Linked DNA regions of Mus musculus: region 2 is linked to region 1. A link is a contact called in ENCODE Hi-C or POLR2A ChIA-PET data. All regions are on one chromosome and are shown on one strand. Each heading gives the region's core, a stretch centred on a gene start or an enhancer-like site at or near the end of the contact. The rest is flanking DNA. Distances are from core to core; before and after follow the strand shown.

Region 1 (7,004 bases), core at 1,890-4,389:
AGTGTTTGGAGAAAGAGCAGTAACCACCCAGCACACACCACTTCCATTCACCCAGGCTCATCCTCTGCACACAGGTCATTCCACATGTCCATAGGCACAGCCCTTTCACACACACACACACACACACACACACACACACACACCACCACCACCACCAGCGGCCACACTATGCCTGTAGATGGCATCCGGTTTAGGGACGAGGTCTCAGCTAGATGTGGCTGACAGATCCTAAGCCACACTCTCAAGCATGTTATCAACTATAAAGGTGACATTTTGTCTCCATTAACCTGTCCTTTGTGTTCATCCTCAATTGGTGCTTAATCTGCGCTGGAAGAGGAGAGGTGGTGCTCATTAGGCCCCAGGAGCCCTGCAAAGGCAGAGTCTGTCCAGTGCCTGCCTGCAAAACCATGATTGGGCCTTCTCTAAAACTATCTCTGCTAAGGTCCCCAGGTCCTTCTTTCCTGTACCTGCCTCAGGATCATCCGGCCTCCCCCACGCTCTAGCCGTGCTTCCAACGGAGACCTCTCAGAATGTCAGACCAAAACTAAACATAGGTGGCTGCAGATGTGGTCTTGCTGGCACCAATCACCTAACCTCCTCTCAACCCACTCCTACCCCCCCCCCGCACACACACACACACACACACACACACACACACACACACACACACACACACACCATGTCTCCTCAGCAAGTACACCACAGGCTGTACTGTGGGAGACTAGAGTCCTCTCCTTTCGAGTGAATGCCTTTAGATCCTGTTTCCTCTACATAGATAGGGTAGACCTCTAATAACCTTCCTAGTTCTGTGTGTGTGTGTGTGTGTGTGTGTGTGTGTGTGTGTGTGTCTGTCTGTCTGTCTGTCTGTCTGTCTGTCTTCTGTCTCTTTCCAGGGTTTAGTGGTCTGGGACTCTCCTCTAAGAAACACTCCCTTCTTCCAGAGCTAACCTCAGCAATTTCAGCAACGTTTCACCTACACTAAGGGGCATTTATCAGAAACCCATAAAGCTTTCCAGAACTCTCCAGGACAGCTAAGAGCACAGGCTCTAAAAGAGCTAGCTAGTGCTAGGTTCAGATCCCCAGTCAGCCAGCTTTGATCTTGGGCAAGTTACTCAGCCTAAGTCCTCATGATGCTGAGGTGAAGTATGTGGCAGCATATACCAGGCCTGATGACTCTCAGCTATCGTGGGATTATCAATACTACTGTTGCTGATTGAACTCAGTTGCTACATCAGCTAAAGTAGAGGAGAAGCTGCCTATAGTTAGAGCAGAGATACAGCCCTTCTAGGAAGACGGTTGATAGCTGGATATTGTGCTTAGCCAAGGGTCGCAAGGTCCTTTGGCAGAGGCCGACTCAAGGGGACCCAAATATTTGAATAGAGGAGGAGAATGAACAAGACTGCACCCGAAGGTCAGAGGGCACTCACCAGGTTGCAAACCCTGGACTAGAGACACCCAACTGCTCAGTGTCGCCTCTGGCCACCAGACCCCAAAGACTTGATGTGTGGCAGCCTTTGGGAGGGGCCGGAGAAATAATATATGAATCGGTGAACCCAGGGCTGATTGTAAACACAAGTCACAGTGACTGTTAATGGCCTCGAGACACGCAAGTGATTGTTCCAGTACCCCAGAAGGAGCCAGTCCAAAAACAGTCTGATTGGTTCAGGGGATTGTGAGCCTGCAAGACTGTAAATGATTACACACTCGGGGCCTGGGCTTGGAGCACTAGCCATTTGTTAACACAGAGAGAGCACATAAGAGAGTGTTTGGGGTTTGCTGGTTAGTTGACTATTTGAAAAGTGCTGTCCTGCCCTCAGGAGATACCTGTGGGGGCAGGCAGTAATGGGGGGGGGGGAGAGCATTGTTTGATACATGGCCAGACACCCTAGCAACTACTGTTCAGAGAGTCAAATAAAGGTGTCAGTTTCACTGTTTTATTGTGCGAACTTATAGATGTCACCTTGAGTGCAGTGGCGAGCCGAGAGTTCCACCATCAGAAACCTAACAAGGTTCACCCCACGGAGCAGCCTGTCTTCGGGGTAAATGGAGAGGAAGCAGAGTTGAACCAAAGCAGTAAGGAAAAGAGAGGACCAATAGTCCAACTATGCAAGCAGACTGAAACGGCGAGGTCAGGAATTACACAAAGCCGGCCGTCTGAGTCCAGTTCAGGATGCGGGCAAGCCCTCTCTCTCACTAAGCCCCCAACCTGTCTCGGTATAGAACACACACTGACAGGTCTCAGGAAACCAATTGTGAAGTGATAAATCACGAAAGCCTGGAGTCATTAAAAGAAAGGTTAAATCTGTTCAACACAACCAGTTTAAGAATACTCAAGAAAAATGCCCCTACATCCAAGCAACCGTACCATTACAAACGGGAAACAGTTCGAGGGGATGGTTACAGGTCTGACATAGTGTCTGGGGCCTCCTTCCTTGACGAGGCTGGATAAACGGAACTTCACCCGAAAACCATATTGAGGTCTTTTTTGCCTCTCTGCATGGTGTTATTTTGGTAGCAGGAAAGCAATAAAAATGGGGCAAGGGGAATAAATGGGGACTTAGCGTTTGTCCTTCCATTAAAAAACAATCTTGCCCGCCAGCTCGGGCGCACACTCGGGCGCGGGCCGCTCAGTCCGCCTGGCTCTTCCTGATGGCTCGCAGCGGGTTGTGGCTCCTGACCAACATGTTCTCCAACCGCTGGCAGTGTTCACGAAGCTGCTTCTCCCGGGGCAGGAGGAAGGTGAGGACCTTGTTGCGGACGATGCCTCGGTCCTCCTCCTCCCTCAGCCGCTGCTTCACTCGCGCCGCCTGCTCCTCCTGCTGTGCCAGGACGCCACTCATCTGGCAGAAGGCGTCCTCCAAGTAACGGATGGCCTTCAGTGCCTCCTCCTTGAAGTCCTCCAACTCCCTTTGTACCCCGGCCACCTTCTGCTGTAGGATCTCCAAGTCGGCCGGCAGAGGGAGGTAGGAGGGCCATGACTGAGACAGGGAAAGGTCCCCAGACTGGAGCCCGCTTTCCACCATCTTCTTGCCCTGTAAGGTATTCACCTTCATAAGAATGGACCCTGCCTGAAAGAGGGCTTCCATTATCTCCTTCTGCAGAGAGGAAGCCAAGAAACTGAGTCAGAGATTTGGGAGCTAGAAACACTATCACTTGAAGTCGTTGGACCCATCTCATTGTGACATCACGACCCTTCAGCCAATCAGAAAGAAAACCCCCAGTTCACTATTTTGCATATTGTTGGTAACCTACAGATTTACTGCGCTTCCCAAGTCTCCTGAAATGAGGCTTTTCATTAATCGGTCACCCAGTCAGAACTGGCGTTCAAGCGTTCCTTTAACCCCGAGGGCAAATCTGAGGGAGTGGAGAAAACTGGCTAAGTCAAGGCAAGCCAGGTCAGGTTCACAGGCTGCCAAGACCGAGCAGTCTCCTACCCCATAAGGAGCACAGCTGATTTCACGGCCTGGTGTCTGGGCTTCCTCGGGCTCACCAATAGGACAAAGGCATTCTTAGAAATGATGGTGCAAGATGCTAGAGGAGTAATCCCATCCCATATCCATATTCCCGCAATGGCCAGATGATGCCAGAATGCATAGGTGATCGACTTACTGTGATAAATGTGTGTGCTCTTAAAGGGTGGTTCACAGAAATGCCCGAGGGATAAAAGTGAGCCGTTCATATTCATTCAGTTAAAACTTCCCGGGTGCTTGCCGGATTCTGGAGCTAGGGAATGAGTGTAAGTAATGTTTCCCAACGTTCCTGGATGGTGGCAGATAGGAGTCTGTGGATACGGGTAAATCGTGTGGTTTTGCCTGGTTACTCTAACAGAGGCAAATGTTCCTAGCCACATGTGGCTCAGTCCAAAACTCTGCCTTTGTATATTGCAGTCTCTTGCCCAGACCTCCCACTGGGACTCCAAACATAAACGCCCCCCCCAACAACCGACCTTGAAGCCAATCCATCTAGAGCTAGATAAATTACCTCTTCAAACTGGTTCCTGCTCTCCTATCCTACCAATGACCCTTCCTGGGACAGCAGCCACAGCAGCATCTAGTGCCAAGTTTTAAATGTCTGTCTCCTTCCCACCTCATGTTGAAACTGACATCCTATCAGCGTTGAGAAGTGAGGGGCTTTTGAAGGCAGAGCATATCAGATGGATGGTGTCATCTCTAGAATGGGGTTCATTACCGTAATCATCTCTGCTTGACCCCTTTTCTGTTTCTCTTGCCACCTTTGCCTTTCTTCCACATGGGAAGGCATAGCATGAGAGTCCTCACCAGACACCAGCTCCCTGATTTTAGACTTGCCAGCTTCTGGGATTACAGAATTACAGGGAAACAAATGTTTTTGTTGTTTTGTAGATCTCTCAGCCTCTGATATTTTATTTTGTCACTGTGGAACAGCACAGAGTAAGCTCCCGGGGGTTAAACTAGACTCTGCCACTTCCAAGTGACCTCGAAGGCTGTTGTTAGGTCTCTTATCTCTGAGCAGCCTATCACCCACCTTCCCGCACTGGAGTCCAGGCTTCACCACTTAGAAGCAAGGTCTCACTGGTAGATCACCTTTCCCCCTAGAGACCCTGTTTTCTTCTCTGCATTTCTGAGAGCTGTAGTACACAGGTCCCTGGGAGAGAAAATCTCTCTGATGGGCAGCTGCTGCCGATTTCCATCGTGTAAACACTCCCAGCAAGGTTAGCTTCAAGCTCCCAACTTGCTCTCTCCCAGAAGTGAAGAACCATCCTGAGCCTGGATAAGTCAACTCTAGCACAACAGGGCCCATGATAAGGGCTGCTGCCTTCTCTGAGACATTGACTAGCTAGTGGCCTCAAGTAGTCATCAGAAGGGGGCATATTGCAGGGACAGTTGTAGCTAAATGGAGGTGAAATTCTGAATTGCAAGAAACTCCATTTACTGAGAAGGAATGTTGAATGGAAAAAGTGGTTACTTTTCTAGGAGCCAGGAAAGCTGGAGTCGGGAACTGCTGTGTGGCCCTACATCAGTTGTCTTCCCTTGCTGAGCCGCCCCCCCCAACTGTGACATGAGAGATGGGCCCACGAGGCCTTCCATACCCCTTCCCCCCAATTCTCTTCCTTCTGTCTCTTATAACTGTTACCTGGGTCTACCATCTGCTTAGGCACGGTAAACTCTGGCAAACAGAGATTTTTGAGTCCCTTAACCTGTTTACCCTCAAGTGTCCTGCCTGCTGCCCCACAAACAGTGGTACTCAGAAGAAATGGAATTTCGGTTCATAGGTGGCTCTCAAATGCCAGGCACCCCTAGCTTTTCTGCTGACACATTGACACCTACTGGCCTTCAGAGAAACCGCAGCCTGGGAATTCCACCTAAGAGTGGGTGGGGATGGGGAGCAGAAGGGAGCAGCTTGGGGTCTGTGGGGTATTTAACTAGGGCCTTGTGCCTGTTGGGTTCTCCATCAATAAATATTTCCCAGATTGGTAGAAGAGAGAACGAAATGGTGTGTCTCTTCTGGTCTCCTCCTCTGCTGTCTCTCCCCCGCTTCCGGCCTCTCCCTTCCTGTCTCTCATTTTCTGCCACTTTGTTTCACACAGGGGATGGCAAAAGTCACAGCCATTGCTGTGACACAAAAGTAGGAAGGCCAGCACTGAGAGCATTTTCTCAGTTCCTCTGGTGTTGCTGAATGACGCTCCAGTGTGCTTCCCAGGACCACTGGGAAGATGACGTCATAGTCCCCTTTTTCTAGGAGCCACAGGAAACTGAAAGCTGATGCTGTCACCAAGGCCTAGTGGCCTCCTGAGCCTTCAGGGCCACAAGTCACATTGGATCTGTAAGTTCTGGGTGTTCCCCTGAGCCAGGAAGTCCCACGTCAGGCCTTGCATTCCACCTGCCCTCCCATATCTCTTAGGGATTAGAACTGCTGACCTATGTCTTCCCTTCAAGACGTCAAGAGAAAGGAATTTAGACCTAGTAAAGCATCCACGACCTGGAATTCTATCGTGAGCAGGGTCCTCTGCCCCAGTCTCTTTCAACTTGTCACAGCTTCTCTGCGACTCAACAAGACAGGGAGACATGAGGGACTTTACAGAGACCCAGGCAATCTTACGCCCCTCTGAGAGTCCAGTTCAGTCAGAATGGGTTGAGGCTCTTAGGTGGTCTGCCTTAGAGCAGGGGCTTTCAACCTGTGAATGGCTACTTCTTTGGGGATTGAATGACCCTTTCACAGAGGTCTCCTAAGACCATTGGAAGAAATACATACATTGCAATTCATAAGTGTCACCTCTGTCAATTGTATAAACCCCATTCCCTTGGGAATTAGAGATAACACCCACGCCCATCTTTCCTTGTCACTTCTTTGTGAAGCTACAAAACCCTAAGAAACTGAGAACTCTTTGTGTCCTGTTAAAATGGCATTCCCAGCCCTTCCTTCCTTCCTTCCTTTCTTTCTTTTTTTTTTTTTTTTTTTTTTTTGAGACGGTTTCTCTGTATAGCTCTGGCTGTCCTGGAACTCACTCTGTAGACCAGGCTGGCCTCAAACTCAGAAATCCGCCTGCCTCTGCCTCCTGAGTGCTGGAATTAAAGGCGTGTGCCACCACGCCCGGCTGCCATTTCTAACCTATAGCTGGCTCTAACCCAACCACAGTTGGTTTCCAACCCAAAGTTGGCTTTCACAGCCATACTTCTCTTCCTGGACCACACTCAAGCCAGTTCCCCTGATACACAGGCCTCCCGATATTGGAACCACCAGGGGATTCATACCCAAGCAAAGACAGGCAACCAGCTGTGTCTTCCACAATGAGTGGGTGGTTTTTTTTTTAAGATTTATTTATTTATTTATTTATTTATTTATTTATTTATTTATTTATTATATGTAAGCACACTGTAGCTGTCTTCAGGCATCCCAGAAGAGGGCATCAGATCTCATTACGGATGGTTGTGAGCCACCATGTGGTTGCTGGGATTTGAACTCAGGACCTCTGGAAGAGCAGTCAGTGCTCTTAACCACTGAGCCATCTCTCTAGCCCTGGGTAT
Region 2 (7,133 bases), core at 3,606-6,105, 33 kb before region 1:
GGGGAAGTGCGGGCTGATACAATTTCGCCTGGCTAATGCTGACATTGCCATATGCAAAGAACGGTACTCAAAAAAGTCAACCTCTCCTTGGCTCTCACTTGCTCCCATGATTCCCCGGGGGAATTTGGTCTTGGCCAAGTTGGACCTCATTTGGGCAGATTTAAATGATAGGAGAGGATGAGAAATATCCACTCCAGGAAAAGCCCAAGAGCCCAAACAGAATCCTCTTTTAAATGGACAGAAGTTTAAAGGATATGCTGAGAGGGGGCAAGAGCTGAAGAAAATTAAGTGAAGAAGCAACTAAAGTAAAGAAAGTGTGTGTGTGTGTGTGTGTGTGTGTGTGTGTGTGTGTGTGTGTGTGTGTAAAATGAGGATAACAACATCTCTATTAGGTTGTGGCGAGCTCTATGCAGCCCATGGGCTTTGCTTTAGACTCAGATTCAGGAATGTTTGCATTCCTCATCCTCAAATTCATGACGAGGTCTAAATTCCCAGTGTGGTGCTATTAGAAGGCAAAGGCTTAGGAGAATGAGTAGGTCATGAGGGTGGAACCCCACCCCCCAGAATAGGATTCGTGCCCTTATGAGATCCTTAGAAAGCTCCCACGTTCCTCTCCTGCCATGGGAAGACACAGCACAAAAACACTATCTGTAAACCAGAAAGCACGCTCTCACTAGACACCAGATGGCCATTTTCTTGACCTTGGACTTCCCAGCTACCCCTACTGCCTATCATTAAAGCCACCCAGACTATGGTGGCAGAACAAACTTGAGCAAAACTAAGTAAGGCTTTCTCTGAAGGTGAAGGATAGTTGTTAAGGCTTTTAAGCCACTTCATGAAAGATTTCCATCGCCTTTCATGGTACCTCTGAGTCACCCGGATGTATACATGGGGATAGGGAGTCAGGAATGAGAAGATGGAGCTGTCAGGGGAAGGTCCGCTGAGGGACTGGCACACTCCAAGTCCTCCAGAAGTGATTCTCGGAATCAGAGCCAGCTGGAGCTAGGCCAGCACCTCTGCCCTCACTCCCTGAGTCTGAGTGCCGAGCAGCTGTGTTTGCCGCCGCCGGGGTGTGCGGGCCCCTTCCCTCCTCAGGAGAAAAAGGTTGGCAAGCAAGGCTGCGCCTTCCAGCTGGGGATGGAAGACAGGATTGGGTTGTCACACAGCTGATACAGGAACCTAGGGAGAGAAGGGAGGACACCATTATCCATTCGGTGGTGTGACTGACTCTCTGGAACAGCAGACCAAATTTAATTATTTTTTTCTCAGAACCCAAATTCTATCCTTTCCTGCCCCTTAACCCAACCCGTCAGTGGTCTGTGTGATTCGACAGTTGTCTCAGGCTCTGCGGCAGGTAGTGGTCTGTCCCCTGTGTCCTCACAGAGATGCCTTCTCTGGTGACACAGTGGCTAGCAATGGTCCTCCCCTGTCTCCATCCATGCACCACAGCTGTCAGAGTGTGCATTCTGCCCCATGAGACTGCACCACCTCTCTGGGCTTTCTGGTGACTATGTGGTGACCAAAATGGCTTCCCACCATTTTTGGCTGGCTTCCCTTCCACCAAAGCCTCAAAAAAAACCCAGCCAACCGTGGGCTGAAAAAACCTGAAACCCAGAGCCAAAATAAATCTTGCTGGCTTTCATTTTTCCTGAAATGAAATGCATTTTGTCACCATGACAGAAAAACTGACTAGTATAAGGCAGACTCTGCCCAAATACTTACACATCCAAATGTGTACATAACAAAACACATTATTTTGTTATAATTGCTTTCTATTTCTTATTCATATTATGTGCTTTGCATTAGTGTACCTGGACAAAAGATTTTTGAAAATGTATGCCTTATGGCTTGACTGTGAAGTGTCCCCATAAGTTACATGTTAAGCTTCTTGGTCCCTGGCTGATGGCACCGTCTGGGACATTGTGGAACCTTTAGGAGACGGAGCCTCGCTGAAGGAAGCGGGCTTTGAGGTTTTATAGCCTAAGCTTGCCCTCTGCCCAATCTGTGGTTCCTAGACAACCAAGCAATCTCACCCACCTCCCACCAGCACAGCCACATACCACTCTGACCACCAAGCCTTCCCTGCAATCGTGGGTTGTACCCTCAGTGAGCCCAGGACCTGGGGTGTAATTCAGTTGGTAGGAGCAGGGAGAGCACTTGGCTGTCATTTACAGCGCCCTGGGTTTGAGCCCCAGCACTGCATAAACTGAGTGTGGTTGTGAGCTGTGGGTGCAGGAAACTAAACTTGGGTCTTTTGCAAGAGCAGCAAGCACTATTACCAGCCACGCCATCCCCTCAGACCCCACAAGCTTCTTACCAAGTACTCAGTTACAATGGGAAAAGGATCAACTAATATGATGTGTCCATCAATGACGTGTGAATTTTCTTTGAGGCTAGTAAAGAGAACATTAAATGCCTTTATGTAAAGAAGTGTTACGTCTTGTAGAGTTGAGAAACGTGGGCTCATTCAGTACCTGTCTGCTGATCCAGCCTCACGACCTATGCCTCTCGCCAACAACAAGGCTCCCTGGACCCCAGCATCTATAACACAAACCACCATGAACACGACAACGTGGATGCCCCCATCTGCTGACCTACCTCCCTGCCAAAACCTGCACTGCCCCCCCCCATGCTTCCTGAAGCACACAACAGACCCTTAGGTTGGAACCATCCACCCACCTTTCTGCTTGAGCCCCAGTGCACCTTGGGAGCCATAACTCCATGGGGTGGGGGTCAACAGTAACACGGCTGCCCCCAGGTGATGTTAGACGTGTGATATGTTTAGTGTATATGAGCGTGGTGTTTAAGCTCACTTTCCTTACAAGGCATCCCACGATTAGAGATGCACCAGAGTCCAGGGGTCTCAGGATGGCAATGCCCCTGCTCCACTCAGCTCAGAAACTCCAGGCTGCCTCCTCCCATAGGATTGGTCTGTCGACTCATGTGGCAGCGTGCCAACATTCCATATGCTCCATTATCCAAATGTCCAATCTGCCAAGAACATGTTCAATAGAAACTTGCTTTTTATAATGAAAGTTTTCAGCACCGTGCATCCAGCGAAACCAATGTAATGGCCTTGGGAGATTTCTGTGGAACTGCACAGCTCCTGTCTGCCTGTTCAGTTTGGCTTTCTCACAATAGATGGAGGTGGGCCAGCAACGCACATCCTCTGCTGAAGAAAGAGCGACAAGCCAACGTAGAGCTTAGCTTAGGGCTCCTAACCTGGCTCAAAACTAAGCCCTGGGACCTGGGTGGGGCTGGGGAGGAGGAGGAGCAGAAAATGAGTTAGAAGCCGGGCAGTGGTGGCTCACGCCTTTAGTCCCAGCACTTAGGAGGCAGAGGCAGGCAGATTTCTGAGTTCGAGGCCAGCCTGGTCTACAGAGTGAGTTCCAGGACAGCCAGGGCTACACAGAGAAACACTGTCTTGAAAAACCAAAAAAAAAAAAAAAAAAAAACAGGAAGGAAGAGGAGGAGGAGGAGGAGGAGGAGGAGGAGGAAGAGGAGGAGGAGGAGAAGAAGAAGAAGAAGAAGAAGAAGAAGAAGAAGAAGAAGAAGAAGAAGAAGAAGAAGAAGAAGAAGAAGAAGAAGAAGAAGAAGAAGAAGAAGAAGAAGAAGAAGAAGAAGAAGAAGAGAAAGGAAGAAGGGGAAGCAGCAATTTCTGGGGCAGGAGAGATGGCTCAGTGGTTAAGAGCACTTGTTGCTCTTGCAGAGGACTTGGGTTCAATTCCCAGCACCTACATGGCAACTCCCAACCATCTGTAACTATAGTTACAGGGGATCTGATACCCTTTTCTGACCTCAGGTTCCAGGAATGCATATGGTACACAGACATGCATATTTGCAGGCAAAACATTCATACTCACAAAATAATAAAATGAATTTTTTAAAAAAGGAAGAAAGAAAGCAACGTCTTGGGTGAGCAAACTTGCTAATGAAGGAGCTACTTCCAGGAAACCAGCTCTGGTATCCCTTCAAGGGTACAGGTGATGCTCATAGTGAAAGGGTCTCTAAGCCACGTTGTGACAAAATGTCTGATGAAGGAAGAGGTGTCTAAAAGACTGAGGGGCTAAAGGGTTGATCAAGGTAAATCTAATTCCCCTGAGGGACCTATCTGGAGACAGAACTCAGACCATCACTGAGGCGACACATCTATGCGGTTTTCAGGCCGCAGAGCGCTGATCAGAATCCCTGAGCCCCTCTCTTGGTTCCCTGAGGTTGGAAGAGATTTCAAGCCTGTTCCACTTTGTCCCGTGCATCAGTCACAAAGCTTCAGAAACCTTCGGCTCTTGGGCTGAAAGCCAGGTGCCTTGTCTTCCCTACCACTGCTTCTGGGAAGTCCTTCATGGAGTGGGGTGTTGATCGGTGGTGTGGTTGCCTGACCTCCATGAGGGCCTGGGTCTGCAGCACCAGGGTAGCTGAGCTGGGGAAGTTTTCTAAAGATCCCACAGGCTTTGATAGGTGGGAAAAAAAAGTCCTGAAGTCCTCCACTGAGCTGTCTCCAAGATACAAACTGCTTGCCTTGGTCTTCTGCCTTCCTCCCCAGCCCTCTTTCAAAGAATCAAAGGGGCCTTTTGTATTCTCCATCCCCCTCCTCCCAGGAGCCTTCAAGGTGAACCAACTTGGTGAGCCAGCTTCCAGCTCCTGAGCCTGCCATTCTGCAGAGGGAGGAGGCTGGCAAGCCATTTGGAGCCGAGGTATGTAAGCTTCACACAGAGCTGTCCCTGGAACCCTGCTCCCTCCACAGGAGCACTCAAGGCAGCCGGCCACCAGGGGAATCAAGTGACAGCCACACTCCAGGGGACTGAGCTGGCTGAGACTGAATTCTGTGGAGTGATCTATAGTGACAGAGGAGCCTTTAGTGTGGGACACTCGGCAGGGGGCAGGTTCGGGCCATTTAACTTCAGAGGGGCAGAGAATGCCAGGACTAGCCACCTGCTCTCCTCCAGTGGGAGCACTATAGTCAATTACCTCCTAATTCCTTTCTTCTCTTCCTATTCTAGAAGCTTCTAGTGACCTTCTGTTGCCATGGTCCTTATTTTTAAGGTGGATTGTGCCCACTCAGAACCTCCTTTACTTCCATAGTGTGCCCAGGGCACACTTTACAGAGAACTGTTTGCTCTCTCCTAAACCCTAGTCCAGAGGCTCAGGCTACACCTACTGCCAGCAGCAGCTTCTTCACACCCACGCCTGTGCAACCTCAGGCTCTTGCCTGTGGCTCAAGTCTAAGCGCTGCCTCTGGGGAAACCTAAGCAACCTAGGGAAGATGTGAGCATCCCCCTTGCTGAGCTCCCCAAGCTGTGTCACCTTTGCCACAGCACTGTCCCCTCTGGAAGACAAAGATGTCAGGTGTCTCCAGTTTCTGAACCTGCCATGCTCTCATCCCAGAGCCTGGCAGAGGGCAGGCTCTCATCGAAAACACGTTGAATTTAACTAAATTTGGTTTGCTTCTTCCCAAATAAATCTCACTAGGTTGGGATTGTACAGAGATTTAGAGATGATGAAAGAGTGAACAGTGGTGAACTCCGCAAATCCAGTTTTATCCCTTGGTTAACAACGTGATTAGAATATAACCCAAACACCATATGGTTCGCCCATTTTTGTATGAAAAAGCACAATCCAGTGTCTTTCAGTAGAGTCACAAGGTGGGAAGACATTGCGCCACAGTCTATTTAAGATACTTTCGTCCATCCCCCCAAAAGATACTACCAGGACTCACCCCTGTTCACCCTCCCCCTGCCTTAGTAACCTACTAACCTATTTTCTATGTCTGTAAATGGCTCTGTCAGAGACATTCCACCCCAGTGGAATCATGATGCATGATCTTTAGTTCCTAGATTATTTCACTTAGTGTAATCTCTTCTGGGCTTATCCTTGTTGGGTCATGAATCAAATTTCACTTCATTGTTACATAATATTCCACTTCACTGGATATACAATATTCCCTTTCCTTATTATATATAGATGGATTTTTAAGTTGTTTCCACCTTTTTTTGCCATTATAAGCAGCTTTTTTAATTTTAAACTAATTTACTAAGAACTTGTTCTTTCAGAGGACTTGGGCTTGATTCCCAGAGCCCAAAGCTCATAACCATCTGTAACTCCTGCTTCTGAGGATAGGGATCTAACTCCCTCTTCTAACCTCCACAGGCACCAGACTCTCAAGTGGTCAAGAACATACATGCAAGCAAAATACTCATATACATAAAAATAAGTAAGTCTATGAAAGTAATTAAGTAATTTTAGATGTAAAATCTGATTTTGTAAGAGCAGTAGCAAAGAACAATTTAAGAGTGAAGACAGGTAAGGTACTAGATAGCCACACCCCTGTGTGTGCACACCCACAGAATATGTACACACACCTAGTGTGTACATGCACCTATGCACACATACATACATGTTCATATATATGTACTGCCTGCACACGCACACTCAGTACATGCACACACATGCATACACATACACACATAGCATTTTAATATATTTCCCATAGCAACATTCTTCTACATAAGCACGAAATAGCCATCAAAATTAAGAAATTAACATCCAGAGCTGGAAAGATGGCTTAGCACCAACTGACCTTCCAAAGAGTTCAGATTTGGTTCCCAGCACCCACATGGCAGCTCCCAATCTCCTTTAACTGTGATCCCAGGGGATCTAATACCTCTTCTGACCTCTAATGACACCAGGCACGCATGTGGTACACAAACATACATGCAGGCAAAACACCCATACACATACAATGTAGATAAGTATTTTTAAAAAAACAAACAAGAAATTAACATCCACCTTAATTTGAGTGGACCATGCCCTCTCAAGTGTCATCTGTTGTCCCAATCAAGTCCTTTAGTTAAAGGGGCAGTAACAGAATGTATTACTATTACCCGCCCTGTCTCATTGGTCTTCCCTCAGCAGAGTGCTTCTGCCTCTTGCTGACTTTCGTGGCCTTGACACTTTGTAAGATTAAGGGCCAGTTATTTTTCAGAGTCCCTGGTTTGAATCAGGTGAGTCCCTTCCACTCCACCATCCGAAGAAGGACACTATGTCCTTCTTGCATCCTAATGGGCAGTATACACTTTTTTAATGAGATATTTTCTTCATTTATATTTCAAATGCTATCCCCTTTCCTAGTTTCC

The links. A loop is a pair of places that touch in the nucleus more often than their neighbours do. ChIA-PET counts read pairs that join two places held with the same protein, here RNA polymerase II (POLR2A).
Region 2: a loop to region 1 is called in a map of gastrocnemius, with 2.3 times the contacts of the local background. The contact joins the enhancer-like site here to the promoter of Ccdc182 in region 1. A Hi-C loop is called at or near these places in 1 of 37 maps with a recorded cell type or tissue (gastrocnemius). POLR2A ChIA-PET finds 5 or more read pairs at or near these places in 1 of 5 experiments (Patski).

What each region holds. Positions count from the first base shown.
Region 1 is chr11:88,290,178-88,297,181 of GRCm38, reverse strand. Ccdc182 (coiled-coil domain containing 182) reads right to left here and starts at 3,139. Exons shown (of 1, transcript NM_028859.1): 1 at 1,921-3,139. The coding sequence starts at 3,086. The coding sequence ends at 2,628.
Region 2 is chr11:88,324,893-88,332,025 of GRCm38, reverse strand. No RefSeq gene overlaps it. Among named protein-coding and RNA genes, the nearest start is that of Mir378b, 24 kb to the left of the region's middle. Within about 2 kb of position 4,855, at least 1 of the 3 ENCODE cell types and tissues checked has a DNase peak (open chromatin) inside an H3K27ac peak, as active enhancers do; it is gastrocnemius, where a contact is called at or near this core.